Regions from separate parts of the Homo sapiens genome. Here region 2 is linked to region 1. The links are chromatin contacts, found by Hi-C or POLR2A ChIA-PET in ENCODE. All regions are on one chromosome and are shown on one strand. The core of a region is the stretch at or near the end of the contact, and the rest is flanking DNA. Distances in the headings are between cores, read along the strand shown. Region 1 overlaps CECR3 (cat eye syndrome chromosome region, candidate 3). Region 2 overlaps MICAL3 (microtubule associated monooxygenase, calponin and LIM domain containing 3).

The links. A loop is a pair of places that touch in the nucleus more often than their neighbours do. ChIA-PET counts read pairs that join two places held with the same protein, here RNA polymerase II (POLR2A). Pooled maps may share reads with other maps.
Region 2: a loop to region 1 is called in a map with no recorded cell type, with 15 times the contacts of the local background. The contact joins two enhancer-like sites. A Hi-C loop is called at or near these places in 4 of 37 single-sample maps with no recorded cell type and 3 of 50 pooled maps. POLR2A ChIA-PET finds 5 or more read pairs at or near these places in 1 of 52 experiments (Panc1).

What each region holds. Positions count from the first base shown.
Region 1 is chr22:17,255,410-17,262,741 of GRCh38, reverse strand. CECR3 (cat eye syndrome chromosome region, candidate 3) reads left to right here. Exons shown (of 3, transcript NR_038398.2): 2 at 1,697-1,952; 3 at 4,436-5,883. Among named protein-coding and RNA genes, the nearest start is that of CECR3, 7.7 kb to the left of the region's middle. RefSeq lists an enhancer at 1,352-1,937. Within about 2 kb of position 4,586, at least 19 of the 41 ENCODE cell types and tissues checked have a DNase peak (open chromatin) inside an H3K27ac peak, as active enhancers do.
Region 2 is chr22:17,792,495-17,799,605 of GRCh38, reverse strand. The region is part of intron 29 of MICAL3 (microtubule associated monooxygenase, calponin and LIM domain containing 3); the gene reads left to right. Among named protein-coding and RNA genes, the nearest start is that of LINC00528, 19 kb to the right of the region's middle. RefSeq lists enhancers at 1,385-1,434, 3,725-3,794, 3,915-4,024, 4,642-5,141. Within about 2 kb of position 1,270, at least 5 of the 41 ENCODE cell types and tissues checked have a DNase peak (open chromatin) inside an H3K27ac peak, as active enhancers do.

The DNA.
Region 1 (7,332 bases), core at 3,337-5,836:
GCTGCGTTGGCCAGGCTGGTCTCCAACTCCTGACCTCAAGTGATCTGCCCGCCTTGGCCTCCCAAAGTACTGGGATTACAGGTGTGAACCATTGCACCAGGCCCATTTAACTCTTTTTTCTTTTTCCCCTGAGATGGAGTCTTGCTCTGTCGCCCAGGCTGGAGCGCAGTGGCGCAATCTTGGCTCACTGAAATCTCCGCCTCCCAAGTTCAAGCAGTACTCTGAGTAGCTGGGATTACAGGCGTGCACCACCACGCCTGGCTAATTTTTGTATTTTTAGTAGAGATGGGGTTTCACCATGTTGGCCAGGCTGGTCTCGAACTCCTGACCTCGTGATCCACCCGCCTTGGCCTCCCAAAGTGCTGGGATTACAGGCGTGAGCCACCGCACCCAGCCCATATATAATCTCATTTAACTCTTAAAATAACCCTGTGACACAGTTGTTATTATGACCATTTTACAGGTAAAGAAACTGAGATTAAATGAGCCGAGTAACCCAAGGACTCCTAATGGTGGACCTAGCCTCAAACTCAGATCTTCCTGACTTTGAAGCCGGTGGAAAGGATGAGACATTTTGCATTTATGGCCTTTTATTGGAATTATTTTTATCTGTTATTAGATTATGAGCCCTCAGAGGAAAGGGGGAAAGACCTCCCCACATGCACAGCAGAGAGCACGTTGCTTCGCACACAGTAGGAACTCCTGAAGTATTTCTCAGCAACAAGAGTTCTTTTTTTTTTTTAGACGAAGTCTTGCTCTTGTCGCCCAGGTTAGAGTGTAGTGGCGCAATCTCGGCTCACTGCAACCTCCGTCTCCTGGGTTCAAATGATTCTCCTGCCTCAGCCTCCCGAGTAGCTGGGATTACAGGCGCTAGCCACCACGCCCAGCTAGTTTTTGTATTTTTAGTAGAGACGGGGTTTCACCATCTTGGCTAGGCTGGTCTCAAACTCCTGACCTCAGGTGATCCACCTGCCTCGGCCTCCCAAAATGCTGGGATTACAGGCATGAGCCACTGTGCCCGGCCAAGAGTTCTTAACAAAGACATGGGGAGAATTCTATCGCCGGCTTGCAGTAAGACTGAAACTTACAAGGCCCTCACCACCACCCAGTTGGCTTCATCACACTGTGGTATTCACAGGCCTTAGAACTTACAGCTGAAAAGGACCTTAGAAATCAGAGACTCCAACCCCCATGTTTCACAGCCCAAGAAACAGTTGCAGAGAGATCAAATGGCTCAACTAAGGTCATACAGCTCATTAGCAACAGCAAGGGTAGGGACAGATCTGACTCCAACTCCCCGGAATTGCTTTCCAATTTGGTCAAAAATTTTACCTGGATTCAGCAAACAAGGTGACAAAAGGCCAGAGCGGGGAAGCCCACCAAGGCAACACCCCTCGGGAGAGTCACTAGTGGGCACTGGCCTTGGCTCTCCAGCCAGCCTGCTCAACCGCAGGCAGACTTCTCCCTTGCCCCTCCCCCAGCCACCATATTTCTTCCAGTAGCCACTCACCACCTCCTGCATGACCAGGTCTTTCTCAGGCATCTCTTGTTTGTGGGAAAGGTATTGGTGAATATCAGTCCTCCAACCGTCAGTGACTCCCTCCTGTGGACGCAGCCTTGGCTCAGACTCCTAAAGGAGGTGGGGCTCTGAGCTCTATAGCGGAGCTCACAGGGTGATTCTGCCCCCCTCCACCAGGACATTCTGATTGTCATAACTGCGGGAGGCAGACAACTTGCTACTTCACCTGGAGAGTAGAGGCTGACGATGCTGCTAAACATCCGACAGTGCACAGGACAGCCTCCAAAACAAAGAAATATCTGGCGCAAATGTCAGCAGTGCTGAGGATGAGAAGCCCTGCTGGACAAATGGGAAGAAGAGCTCTGCCCGCTGATTCCTCCTGGCAGAAAAGTTCCCACTGGGCTCCTCTCTACCCTGCCCAGTGGGTCTGCAGGTACCTCTTCAGAGCCACTGGGTTTTTGGTCTCCTTTTTTCCTACCACTTCCACCAGCCATTTGGTGTTTCCGTTTTGTCTCCAACAAAACACCAAAAAAAGGGCAATGATTTTATTGAGCACCAAATGGGTTCACGGCAGAATGCTTGGTGTTTTTGGTGTTTTATGTATCTTACATTAGCTTTGCCTTGTCACTTAATTCCACCTGAAAAACAAAAGAGTAATTTAACTCTGAGTCAGAGCCAGATATTGTTAACATTTTACCAATGAGAAGACAGGCTCAGGGAGGTCAAGTAATTTGTTCAAGGTCACTCAGCCATTAACTGTTTCAAACCCAGCTGTGAGCTATCCAGGCTACTGTTACTTTCCACACGAAACAGCAGCAGGCTGTGCAGACAGGTATGAGACAGTCAGCAAATTAAAGGTTGTGTTTGTCTTTCTCAGACGCCAAATCCATCCCCTGCCTTGTCCACAAGCAGGAAAGATAGAGTTCTGGGGAAATGTGGTCTGGGCATGGTGGCTCACAACTGTAATCTCAGCACTTTGAGAGGCCAAGTCAGGAGGATCGCTTCAGGCCAGGAGTTTGAGACCAGCTTGGGCAACATAGGGAGACCCTGTCTCTACAAAACACTTAAAAATTAGCTGGGTGTGGTGGTGTGCACCTATAGACTCAGGAGGCTAAAGCGGGAGGATTCCTTGAGCCCAGGAGTTCAATGCTGCAGTGAGGAAAGGTCACCCCACTGCACTCCAGCCTGGGAGACAGAGCGAGACTCTTACTTTTTCTTTCTTTCTTTCTTTTTTTCTTTTTGTTTGTTTGTTTGAAATGGAGTCTCACTCTGTCTGTCGCCCAGGCTGGAGTGCAGTGGTGCGATCTTGGCTCACTGCAGCCTCCGCCTCCTGGGTTCAAGCGATTCTCCTGCCTCAGCCTCCTGAGTAGCTGGGACTACAGGCACACGCCACCATGCCTGGCTAATTTTTTGTATTTTAGTAGAGACAGGGTTTCACTATGTTGGCCAGACTAGTCTTGAACTCCTGACCTCGTGACCCACCCACCTGGGCCTCCCAGAGTGCTGGGATTATAGGTGTGAGCCACTGCGCCCGGCCGACTCTGCTTCTTAAAAAAAAAAAAGAAAAAAGAAAAGGGCCAGCCACGGTGGCTCACGCCTGTAATCCCAACACTTTGAGAGGCCAAGGCAGGTGGATCACTTGAGGTCAGGAGTTCAAGACCAGCCTGGCCAACATGGTGAAACCCCGTCTCTATTAAAAATACAAAAATTAGCTGGGCGTGGTGGTGGGTGTCTGTAATCCCAGCTACTTGGGAGGCTGAGGCAGGGGAATCACTTGAACCCGGGAGGCGGAGGTTGCAGTGGGCTGAGATCGCACCATTGCACTCCAGCCTGGGTGACAGAGCTAGACTCCATCTCAAAAAAAAAAAAGAAAGAAGAAGGAAAGAAGGAAAGGAAGAAAGGAAGGAAGAAGGAAGGAAAGAAAAGGAAGAAAGGAAGAAAGACAGACATAAGCCTGGGGGTGAAGACAGGCTAGTCCCCTGCCCCATCACCTTCCTAATTGCAGTGTCTTCACCTACATGCCTCAGAACTAAGGTGAGCCCTACTAACCCAGAGTTAAACTCTGAACTTCCAAGAAAAGCTCTGGAGGAGCTCCATCACCCAGCTCCTGGCACACACACCCCTCCCTGGGAGAAGGCACTCTGAGGTTCCCCTCCCCAACAGTTTGGGCCTCCATAGTGCCTACCATTGGCGCTGGGGACTTATTAAACAGCCCTGATGCAGGGCTTCCGACACCAAACCCAGAGTCTGTCGTGACAACCTTAACGTTGTTAATAAGAGGATACTATGTGCATGGTAACATGTGTGTATGAGTGTGTACGTGTGTGTGCATGCACACATGTGCATGCTACTGAAAAGGTGGCCTTCATTCAGTGTTTAAACTGGGCCTTGGCCTCCTGGCCTCTTTGAGCTGCTTCCTGCTGACCTCCATCCCGGGGATGAGCATCCCCTGCAGTCGGGAATGGAACTGGGCCCCTCCTGGCCTCCTCTGCTCAGATTAACCCCTTCCTCCCAGTTTGCCTGTGCCTGGCAGTGGGGCTCTGGGCCAAGGGGCCAGACACTCACTGGCTCCAGGGCTGGCGGATGCCATAAACCCGTTTTCCTTGGGGACTCCAGAGCTCCACATCTTACTTTCAGAAAGCACAAGTGTTTTGTTGGAAATGGCCTCAGGAGGAGGGAGAGCCCAGGGCTCTATACACATGTTCCTCATTTGCCATTGGTGGGGCAGGGGCTGCGGCAGGGGACTGTGCTGGGGAGGCAGGCATGGGAGGGGAGAGAGCAGCTGCAGCTGCTGCCGGAAGTTTGGCTTCAGGGAGGAATGGAGGGAGAGAGTGCAAGAAGAAGGGGTGGGACTTGGGGACAGGGGCGGTGTCACGGGGGAGGAGGGTGCAGGTGGTGACTTGTTTATCTGCTCAGCTGTTTTGTTTCCAGGAGCCTGAGAGAGAGACAGAAGCAGCTGGGAGGAGAAAAATCAACGCGGCCAGGGGCCCTACTGGTCCTTCTGCCTTAGCCACAGGTTCTGAAACCAAAGCAAAACCACCAGAGAGTGATTCATGTGGGTATGGCCCTCCCTCCCCCTGCCCAGAAAGGTTTCTCTTGAGCCCATATGCTAGTTTCTGTCATGCAAACGCCCTGGCAATGCCTTCCTTGCCTTGGCGCAATGGCTCTGATTGGGTAGGCATCTCCGGGGGTTAATACTGGCACAAACTCATGTAAATCTTCCTGGGCCTAAGTCTGGTGTACTCTCATATGTGAATTGGCATGGTCCTGGAGGGCTAGTCAGCTAGCTCCTAGCCTCGAGATCGGCCTGGACCAAACCAAAAAAAAAATCATCTCTGGTGAAACAGGATAGCCACCCCACCCCCTGCTCAGCATTCCCCAGTGCCTCCCTTCACAGTGGCCAGTTTGGATTCTTCTCACCAAACGCTCAAGACCTGTACAGGTTACTTATTGGTCCCCTTCATGCCCCAGATGCAAATTTGGCATGTCTCATTTGCATTCTAAAGTGTTTGGAGGCAAGGCTGGGATGAGCTTAATTTGCCCTGATGTCTTTTGACCAGGTTAGTAAACATCCCTCCAGCCCATCTCAGCACTTGAGAATCTGGAAGGCAGCTATGCTTTAATTACAGTGCAATTTCAGGAGTTTGCTTGCTGTTCCCCCTTGGCTCTTTGCCTAGCTTATTATTTTCATCTTGTTGTTTGTTTGTTTAAATGAGAACTTTCGTAGACAATTCCCTCTCCCGCCTCCCCCAGAGGCCAGTCTGTGTTGCTAGAGGACTTTTTCTGCCTCCCTCTTGGTTTACAAAGCCAGGGCATCTCTGTTGACAAAGGGTCTGCGATCTGGCACTGGGCCTGGCAGTTAGGGAGTGTGTAAGAAATGCAGATGCCTTTTGCAGATGCCTGCCCTGCTCCTCCTCTAAGCAGCCAAAACATCCTGCACCACCTCGGGAAGACCCCACATCCCAGCTTGCTGGTCTCTGAGCACTCTGCCCCGCCAACCCTATAGCGCTAGGAAGGCAGGAAGGATGGAAAAGGCTGTGGGGGATTGAGTAAGGGATTTGGGAATGAGGGACAGTGACACTGTAGGTGGGTTGGCTTAGCAGGGGGATTGGGAGTGGCCAGCTGGAGTGGTGGAAAGAACTGGGGACAGGGAGTCAGGAAGCTGAGCTTTTATTCATCCCAGCTTTGCTACTGACAAGTTAGGTGGTCTTGGGGCAGACTGGGCCAAATCTGGGCCTTCCTGTGTAAAACGCATGCTCCCATCTCAAGGTCCTTTTCTACTTTACAGATTCTCTTGCTTTTAGAATGCTAATTTCATTGACTGTGGCCTGTTTCCTTCTCCAGAGACAGGATAACCCAATAAAATCGCCCCTTAGGTGGGGTGTGTTGGCTCACACCTGTAGCCTGTAATCCCAGCACTTTGGAAGGCTGAGGCAGGTGGATCACCTGAGGTCAGCAGTTTGAGACCAGCCTGACCAACAAGTTGAAGCCCCATGTCTACTAAAAATAGAAAAATTAGCAGGGCGTGGTGGTAGGTGCCTGTAGTCCCAGCTACTTGGGAGGCTGAGACAGGAGAATTACTTGAACCTGGGAGGCAGAGGTTGCAATGAGCTGAGATCATGCCACTGCACTCCAGCCTGGACGACAGAGCGAGACTCTGTATAAAACAAAAACAACAACAACGAAAAATTACCCCTTAATGGTGGTTGGTTGGTCAGACAGCCAGCTTGAATTGCTGTCTTTTTCCCAAACCCAGATTCCCTGGCTGAGGCACCAGTTAAAACTTTTATCTTAGGGAAGCTCTGGGAGTTGCCTCTTGCAGGTCAGGGGTTCCAAAGGGCAGAAGCTCCAGCATACCATCTTCTTGAGCATTTCCGGTTCAGATTTCTATGGGATTAATGGCTCCTGCACCTTCTACCTCCCAGGGAGGCTCCCTGAGCTCTGCTTTATATAAGGTAAGTGCTCTTGGGCTTCAGATGGATTCCATTTCATTTATCAAACGTTTCTTTGAGCACTTACTCTGTGACTGACATTGCTGGACCCAAAGGAATACAGAGATAACGGTTGACTTAGTCCTTATCCGAATAGAGTGGACCCACCTATTGGTGAGGCCAAATTTAATGGAACTCTCCGAAAACAATTCTGTCAAGGTTGGGCACGGTGGCTCGTGCCTATAATCCCAGCACTTTGGGAGGCTGAGGCGGATGGATCACGAGGTCAGGAGATTGAGACCATCCTGGCCAATATGATGAAACCCCGTCTCTACTAAAAATACAAAAATTAGCTGGGCGTGGTGGTGCGTGCCTGTAGTCCCAGCTACTTGAGAGGCTGAGGCAGGAGAATCGCTTGAACCTGGGAGGTAGAGGTTGCAGTGAGCTGAGATCGTGCCACTGCACTCCAGCCTGGCTACAGTGCGAGACTCCATCAAAAAAAAAAAAATTCTGTCAAACATCTCCCATTTCTCCCTTCAACCTAAAGAACATGGGAAAATAAACCAAGCGGACTGATAAATGGATTTCAAAGGTGATAGTGGAATTTATTTGTTACATTTAAGAAACTTAGCCTTAAGAAATGTATTCTGGTAGATTGTACTTACAAAGGCTTTATCGACTATAGTTGCAATAATAACAAGAATAATACCAGCTATTCTTTCTTGAGTGCCTGCTATATATGTATCATGCATTGTGGCAGAAGTTTTACATCCTTTATCCTATGGGATTATTTAGTGAGGGAGGCGCTATTAAAATCTCCATTTTTATTATGTTTTAACCTGTTTTTTTTTTTTTTTGAGACAGTCTTACTCTGTTGCCCAG
Region 2 (7,111 bases), core at 21-2,520, 540 kb before region 1:
CATGGCATTGGTGGTGCCCACCAAATAGGCTTCCTGGGTTGGGGACTCAGAATAGCCGAGTGCCTTCTTAGTCAGCAACACATTTGGTCAGTCTTCCCTCACACTTCCCAGGCTGCATAACCTGAGCAAGGCAGAGTGGAAAATCTACGGTGGCCCCACTCCGTAAACCTGAGCCGCCAAGGAATTCCAGCCCTGAGCACTTTGCTTTGTGAAAGTTTTTGAGACAGGGTCTGGCTCTGTCACCCGGGCTGGAACCCACCCAGTGGCGCCATCTCCACTCACTGCAACCCCCACCTCCCGGGTTCAAGCAATTCTCCTGCCTCAGCCTCCTGAGTAGCTGGGACTACAGGCGTGCGCCACCACACCCAGCTAATTTTGTGTTTTTAGTAGAGACGGGGTTTCACCATGTTGGCCAGCCTGGTCTTGAACTCCAGACCTCAAGTGATCCACCTGTCTCGGCATCCCAAATGCTAGGATTACAGGTGTGAGCCACCGCACTTGGCTGCTTTCTGAAAGTTTAATCCAGTCAGTTGGGCATAGCCATGACAGGTAATTCCCCTTGTGTTTCCCAGGAAAAGGTGACAAAAGCTCTTTGGTGTCTCCGACAGGAGTTCAATAAAAAGGCATTGCTCTGGCCGGGCACGGTGGCTCCCACCTGTAATCCCAGCACTTTGGGAGGCCGAGGCGGGCAGATCACAAGGTCAGGAGATCGAGACCATCCTGGCTAACATGGTGAAACCCCATCTCTACTAAAAATACAAAAAATTAGCCGGGTGTGGTGGCGGGCGCCTGTAGTCCCAGCTACTCAGGAGGCTGAGGCAGGAGAATGACGTGAACCCGGGAGGCGGAGCTTGCAGTGAGCCGAGATCGCGCCACTGCACTCCAGCCTGGGTGACAGAGGGAGACTCTGTCTCAAAAAAAAAAAAAAAAAAGGCATTGCTCCAACACTATTTATCATTATAATATTTATGTTATTATTTATAGTGGTACTATAGTTAGCAGTAAATATAGTGGCATCACCGCCAAAACAAGTGTGAGAAATGAGAGTCCAGAGAGTCCACCCTGGTAAGCTAAGGGCTGCACGTGGCTGCCCAGAGAGGCAGGAAAGTGGAGCCTCAAAATATGCCTGAGAATAAGCGAGCCTCTTTCCTGTCCCTGACGCCTTGGAGCGTGATCCTCAGAGACCAAAGGGAACTGAAAACCAAAAATGATCTCTATCTACGCAGGATGTTCCAAAAGTGTGGCTGAAAGGGGAAGACGTTAACCTTGGGGCTCTACAGAGTTTCTGTGTGCGTGAAACACACAACAGCATATCAGAAGGGAGGGTGTGGGGCCAGCCTCCACCTCTTGAAAGTCTGGTATTCTAAAACGCTTGCAAGCTGATTATTTGGGATTCTGTATTTTCACGTGGAAATAGAGTTGTAAATGGTGGCTCGGCTCATAAAAAGCCCATTTTCCTCATTACACCTCTGTGTGTGGTACTAGTCTGGTGACACTCCAGGACCTAACCCGTGTTCCCTGGGGAAATGCAGCATTCCAGGCTGGGGCCTCTGGGCTCTAGAAGTCTCCCTCATTGGCCCTCTTTTGGTCTGCTGGACACTGCTTTAGGGACCTCCCCAGCTCTGTGGTGATGGTGCCTTTGTCCAACCAGGGGGAGCTGGGAGCCTGTCTAGTGGGCAGAGGTGGATACCAAGATGAGGCAGGTCCCCGGGGCCAGTTGTCCAGCAGGCCTGGAGGACGGCCCGCCGACGTGCCTGCCCGCTGTGGCTGTGCCCACCTCTGCGTCCTCTGCTGGCTGCCACGTGGTTAGCGTTGGTGGCCGGTGCGTTTGGGGTGCTCAGTAAACATTTCTGGCATAAATTAGTAGTCTCCCGCATCATCCTTACCACAGGCCATGATTCATGTATGATATTGCTGTTTTTGATATCAGCATCCATGTAGAAGCCAGTGGGTCAAATAGAACCAGGCAGAATTGAATGATTGAGTCGGAAATGCAGAGCATCAAGCCAGCACCCACCGCCACACAGATTGTCACTGGTGGTTGTCGGGCTATGAACAGAGTTGGGCCTTTGTCTTGGCCCCTCTGGGCTATTATTACTTATTTATTTATTTTTTAGAGATAGGGTCTCACTCACCCAGGCTGGAGTGCAGTGGTGCAGTCACGGCTCTCTGCAGCCTTGACCTCCCGGGCTCAAGCAGCCCTCCCACCGTAGCCTCCTGAGTAGCTGGGACTATAGATACTCACACTACCACACCCAGCTAATTGTTGTAGAGACGGGGTCTCACTGCATTGCCCAGGCTGGTCTCGAACTCCTGGGTTCAGCAGTCATCTCACCCTCACCTCCCAAAGTGCTGGGATCACAGGTGTGAGCCCCCGTACCTCCGAGCTTTCTGACCGCATCCTCACTAATCCTTGTGAGCAAGGCACTCAAGCCTCTGCTCCCCAGTCTCAGGGCTATGGCTCTTGGATTTCGAGTACCAGAAGGACTAAGGTAGGCCCTGCCTGCCTTCCAGATGACCATCTAGGTTCAGTGTGTGGGCTCATCTGCTTGCTTGTTTTTCCAGCTGCCCGGGTGTCTTCTTGATGCAGTGTGCCAAGGTGAAGAGTCTTGGTTGGAGAGAAGGTGGGAATATAGAAGTACAAGTACAGAGAAGGGGACCTGCCCTACAGCTGGCCACTCTTTCCCCCACACTGTTGGCCATTCTACCCCACACTGGGTCTTGGGCCCATGAGAGGCAGGGCCTGGAGTGAGGTGCTCGGGTGCGCCAAGGGCCAGGTGGTAGTGTAGGGGGTACCCCGACTTAGGAAGGCCAGGCCTGGATTCAGGTCCTGCCTTCACTGTCTCCCCAGGCACAGACAAAACAGACTCTACTTACCCTCTCAGGGCCTCTTCAGAAGACGAGGCAGGAAGGGACATCGGGCCTCCCTTCCAGGTGTGACATTCTGATCAGGGTCTGTGGGACTGCTCTTCCTTGAGCTGCCTGAGACGCCAGCATTTGTTACATTTGCCTGGAGCCTGTGTTGAAGAGGGAAAGCTCTGAGTTCAGAGTGGGCAAGAAGATTTGGCTTCTTTTCCAGGCTCTGCCACACTTAACTCCGTTGAGCCTCAGAACCCTCATTTGAATTTGCCCATCCTGGCAGCCACACCTGGCCGGTGTGAGGATCACGTGGGTGGTGCATGCGAGGGCGCCCTGAAGCCGGAGAGTGCCATCCGTGCCCATCTCATGCGCTGCTCTGGACAGGCCTCACTCCCTGGTGGTGTACTGTTGCTTTTTGAAATTTGGTGACAGGCACTGCCTGCCCGCCAGGTGTCAAGCGAGTGGCACTAAAGAGCCACCCCTGGGTCACACGTCCAAAGGAAGTGCTGCTTCAGAGGGAAAGATGGAGCAGATGTGCCCCCGAGTGTTGGAGACGCAGCAGAGTGCTCCAGGGAGGAGGGGTCCTCTGACCAGGACCCGCTCACTGCTCGGGAGCTCAGGAGGGGTGGCCAGCGCCCAGGGCACGCAGGAGTGCTTTGAGAAGTGGTAAATTATAGCACCTGTTAGCAACAGATGGAAACCCGTTACCCTGATGTTGAGAAAAACCAAAAAACTTCCATTTGCCAGAAGCTTGACAGCATCTTTGTTCTTAGAACCAGTGAACCAAGTCTTCTATTTCTTACATCCCCCTAAAAGGCAAAGCATTTACTATAAACCCCCCACCCCCGCCCCATGCATGCTCAGTCAGGTTCCAGTCAGGTGGAACTCCCCTTGTTGGATTGGTTTTTCCCTTCCACTTCTTCTTTTGAAAATTGTATTGATTGGGCATTTTTTCTGATTATAAAAGTAGCCTCGCCCGTTGTGGAAGTGTGGAGCGTACAGGGAAGTCCGAAGGTAGCGGCCCCGCAGCGCAGCTCGGACTCGCCGGCCGCTCACACGCGCTTCTGCCTCTTGCTAGGAGAAAGCCTTTTTGGCTTCTTTAAATGCTTGCTTTACCTGATGCTCCCTTTTTCTAATTTCATTTCCTAATTCTGTTCCCAGTATTCTGTTATATTGTTCTCTGTGTTGGGAAGGGCGTATGAGGATGTGGCCTACATAAAAACAGCTGAAAGCTGTATTTTGTGCTGTCCAGAAAGCAGAAACACGTGTTGTAATTATTACCCGTGCAGGCGCCTGCCTCTTCCTTTTGGATGTGTTTGGTTGTGTATCACATGGGCGCTGTTCCGCTCCACAGCATGGCCTATTCACCTGTGACACCAGTCCCAGGAGGTGGCAGGGACTGTTCACTGACGTATTTGATGGGATTCATCCAGGTGTTCCAAGCCTGAAGACAGACTACACTTTGAAGCCGAGGTTGACTGTAGGTCGGCTGTAAGGCAGAGTGTATTGTTGAGGAAAGAAATCCTCCCTCGTACCCATGCATTCGGCCGGCTGTGCCGTGTGTGCTTAGCACATTGGGTACACTCAGCATTTCACACGCATGCACACTGTCCCTGGCTTTGGTTTTGAAGTTGTACCCAATAGCAGATTCAGTGTGCCCAAGGTACGCCACGCTGGAAGGGTTCAAAGACAGAAAACACCTGTATTCATGCAGCTGCACCGCTGAGCGGCCTCTCAGCCAGCTCTTTGTCTTGTTGGCCTTCTGTTGAGTAAAACAAGGCCATTTCTTCAACCCTGTTCTCTCTGTAAACCACACACTGCCCTCCCCGCGGGCCGAGGCCCCGTGTCTTCCTGGGCTCTGTTGTCCCTGTGTGTGCTCTGTGGTTCTGTGATGGTCCCTTGCCAAACTCCTCTCCCTCGTCCTTGAGTAGCCATCAGACCCCAGATCTAGAGATGTCTCTCTGCACACTGTCTCTCGATGCCCCGTCAGCACTCCTCCCAGCATCGTTCCTGTAAGTTTTGGCGTGTCCTGTCAGCTCACCCCTTTGGTCTCACAATCCAGAGTGTGACAGCCCCCAGCTGCAGCATGGGGTCCCTGCACAGCCATAGAAGGGCCAGAAGGAAAGGGGGTGGTTGGCTCTCCCTGTTCCTGGGGGAGAGAGGGGACAGTGACACGGACGGGTGGAAGTCACCTCTGTGTTTGTACATTTCCCCAAAATTGTCCTGGCTCAGAATTTGAAGGAGCGCAGGTGTGAGCGTCCTGGAGGCCCGTCACCGGATGGCGTGCTGCCCCCACAGACTCAGAGGCCCCTCCTTGCCCTGCACTTGTCAAGGCCAGCTTTGCCTCAGGCACATACCTGTGGTGACATCTTAGAGGATTCCACGTGGGTCTGGGAGGTGACCCCAGGTTGTCACCTGCAAGCCTGGAAGCCATGTTGGCCACTTATTGAATGCAGTCTGTCTCAGAGCCAGGCAGACCTATCCAGGGGCTTTGAGGAGGGGGCCCAAGGCCCCAAAGGCCCCGGTATGACAACCCAGATGCCACTGCCCTCCTGATAAGGAGTAGAGGCAGGAGGGCCCTGTGGCCCGAGTGCTGCCATCATTGTGTAGGGAACACATCATCCCTCTTGGAGGAATCCACACTGTGGCTCTGGCCCCCCGCCCCCTCTGTGATGCTGCCAGAGCTGGATCTGCTCTCGTTCAGTTCCGTGCTGAAAAAAGGACTTAATTCATTTGTAGACTTTGTTTCCCTTGTTTCTGCTTCTCCATTTCTTGTATTATTTTCTTTTCCTCCTGTTGTTCCTTTCTCACTTTTTATGCTTTTTGTCCTCTGCTTGTTTTTATTCCACCTTCTCCCTGTCCCTCTCCACTTCCAAATTCCTGCTCCTCTCCTCCTCTTCCTTTTTTGTCTTTCTCCGTCTCCTCCTCTTCCTTGCTTGGTCCCTTTTGAAGTTGAGCCCAGTGGCGGGACTCCACGACGTAGACCTCTCTCCTTCTGCCCTTGCTGTGTCCAGGAAGGTAACGTAACCTCGCCAACCCCATCCCCACTGCCTCGGAGGGGGTGTAGCAACACTAGTCAAACACAGAGCCAGAACCCACCTACCTCTCTCTCTTTCTTTCTCTCTGACCCTCAATAGTCCTGTTACAAAATGTCATGAGTCTGTGGCAGTTTCTAAAGGTACAGTATCCCTTTGACTGTCTATGGGGAGGACCAGGGTGCAGAGTAAAGCCAGAGAGCCTCCAGGTCTGGGTCCTTCAGGGCTGCAGCATTGGCTGGCCCTTCGTGGCTGGGGCTTTAAGTCTCAGATCCATCAGATAGAGGGGCAGGCATGCAGGTGAGGAGCCTCCCGCCTGCGTGCAGCGATTTGGATGGGAGAGTCAAGGAATACTGTCCTTACAAAGACTGATCTACACCAGTGCCCTCGGGCCCCTTTCCAAACAACCACTGAAAGCAAACCTCTCTACCTCGTGTCTTGCTGAGTGTGCGTGTTTTAAGTTTGTCTGATTTGAAGTCTGTTGTGGTGATAAGATTGTCGTTGAAAGGCATGTGGGGGGTGTGGCCGTGACTAACCCTGCTAACTCTTACCTGCCGTCCACAGCGCTCACCCGACTCTCGCTCACACACCACAGCCCCTGCCTGGCGGCCGTGGGCGAGCTCTCCATAGCTAGTGAGCGCTGTCCGCACGTCTCCGGTGGCATTTTCTGTATCTTCGTGGGGAGGTGGGCAGCGGGAGAGACTCCCTGGTGCCGCCGTGGCCGGGCGCACTGGACAGCTTGCATGCCTCGGGCCCCTCCTCCACGGCCATGTGGGCACATTGTGCAGAGACGCTCCGAAAGCAATGCATGGAACTGAGTGGGGGCTGGCTTAAAGGCCAAAACCCAAGCCTATTGGATTGGGTGAGGAGAGCGCTGGTCCCCTGACCCTCAGGCACACACTCCACAGTTGCAGGCTGGACAGGCTGGGGGGTTTCCGTCCTTCAGAGGAGGCTCAGGGGCAGGAACCCCCTTGGGAGCAGAACCGCATGTGCACTAGGGCACAGTACAGACACTAACCCCTGCTTGTTGAACATGGTGCATTTCTGCCTCCTTGGTGTGGCCACTGGGTAGAGACTAACTGTCTAGCAGACACCACTGCAGATAAGAGGTGTGTCTGTGTACCGTGTGCCAGAAAGGCAGGTGGAGAAAGGCAGCTAGCAGTGAGGGAGGACTCGGGCTGTGGCTGGCCCTTCTGAGGCTGTGTTCCTCACACTCC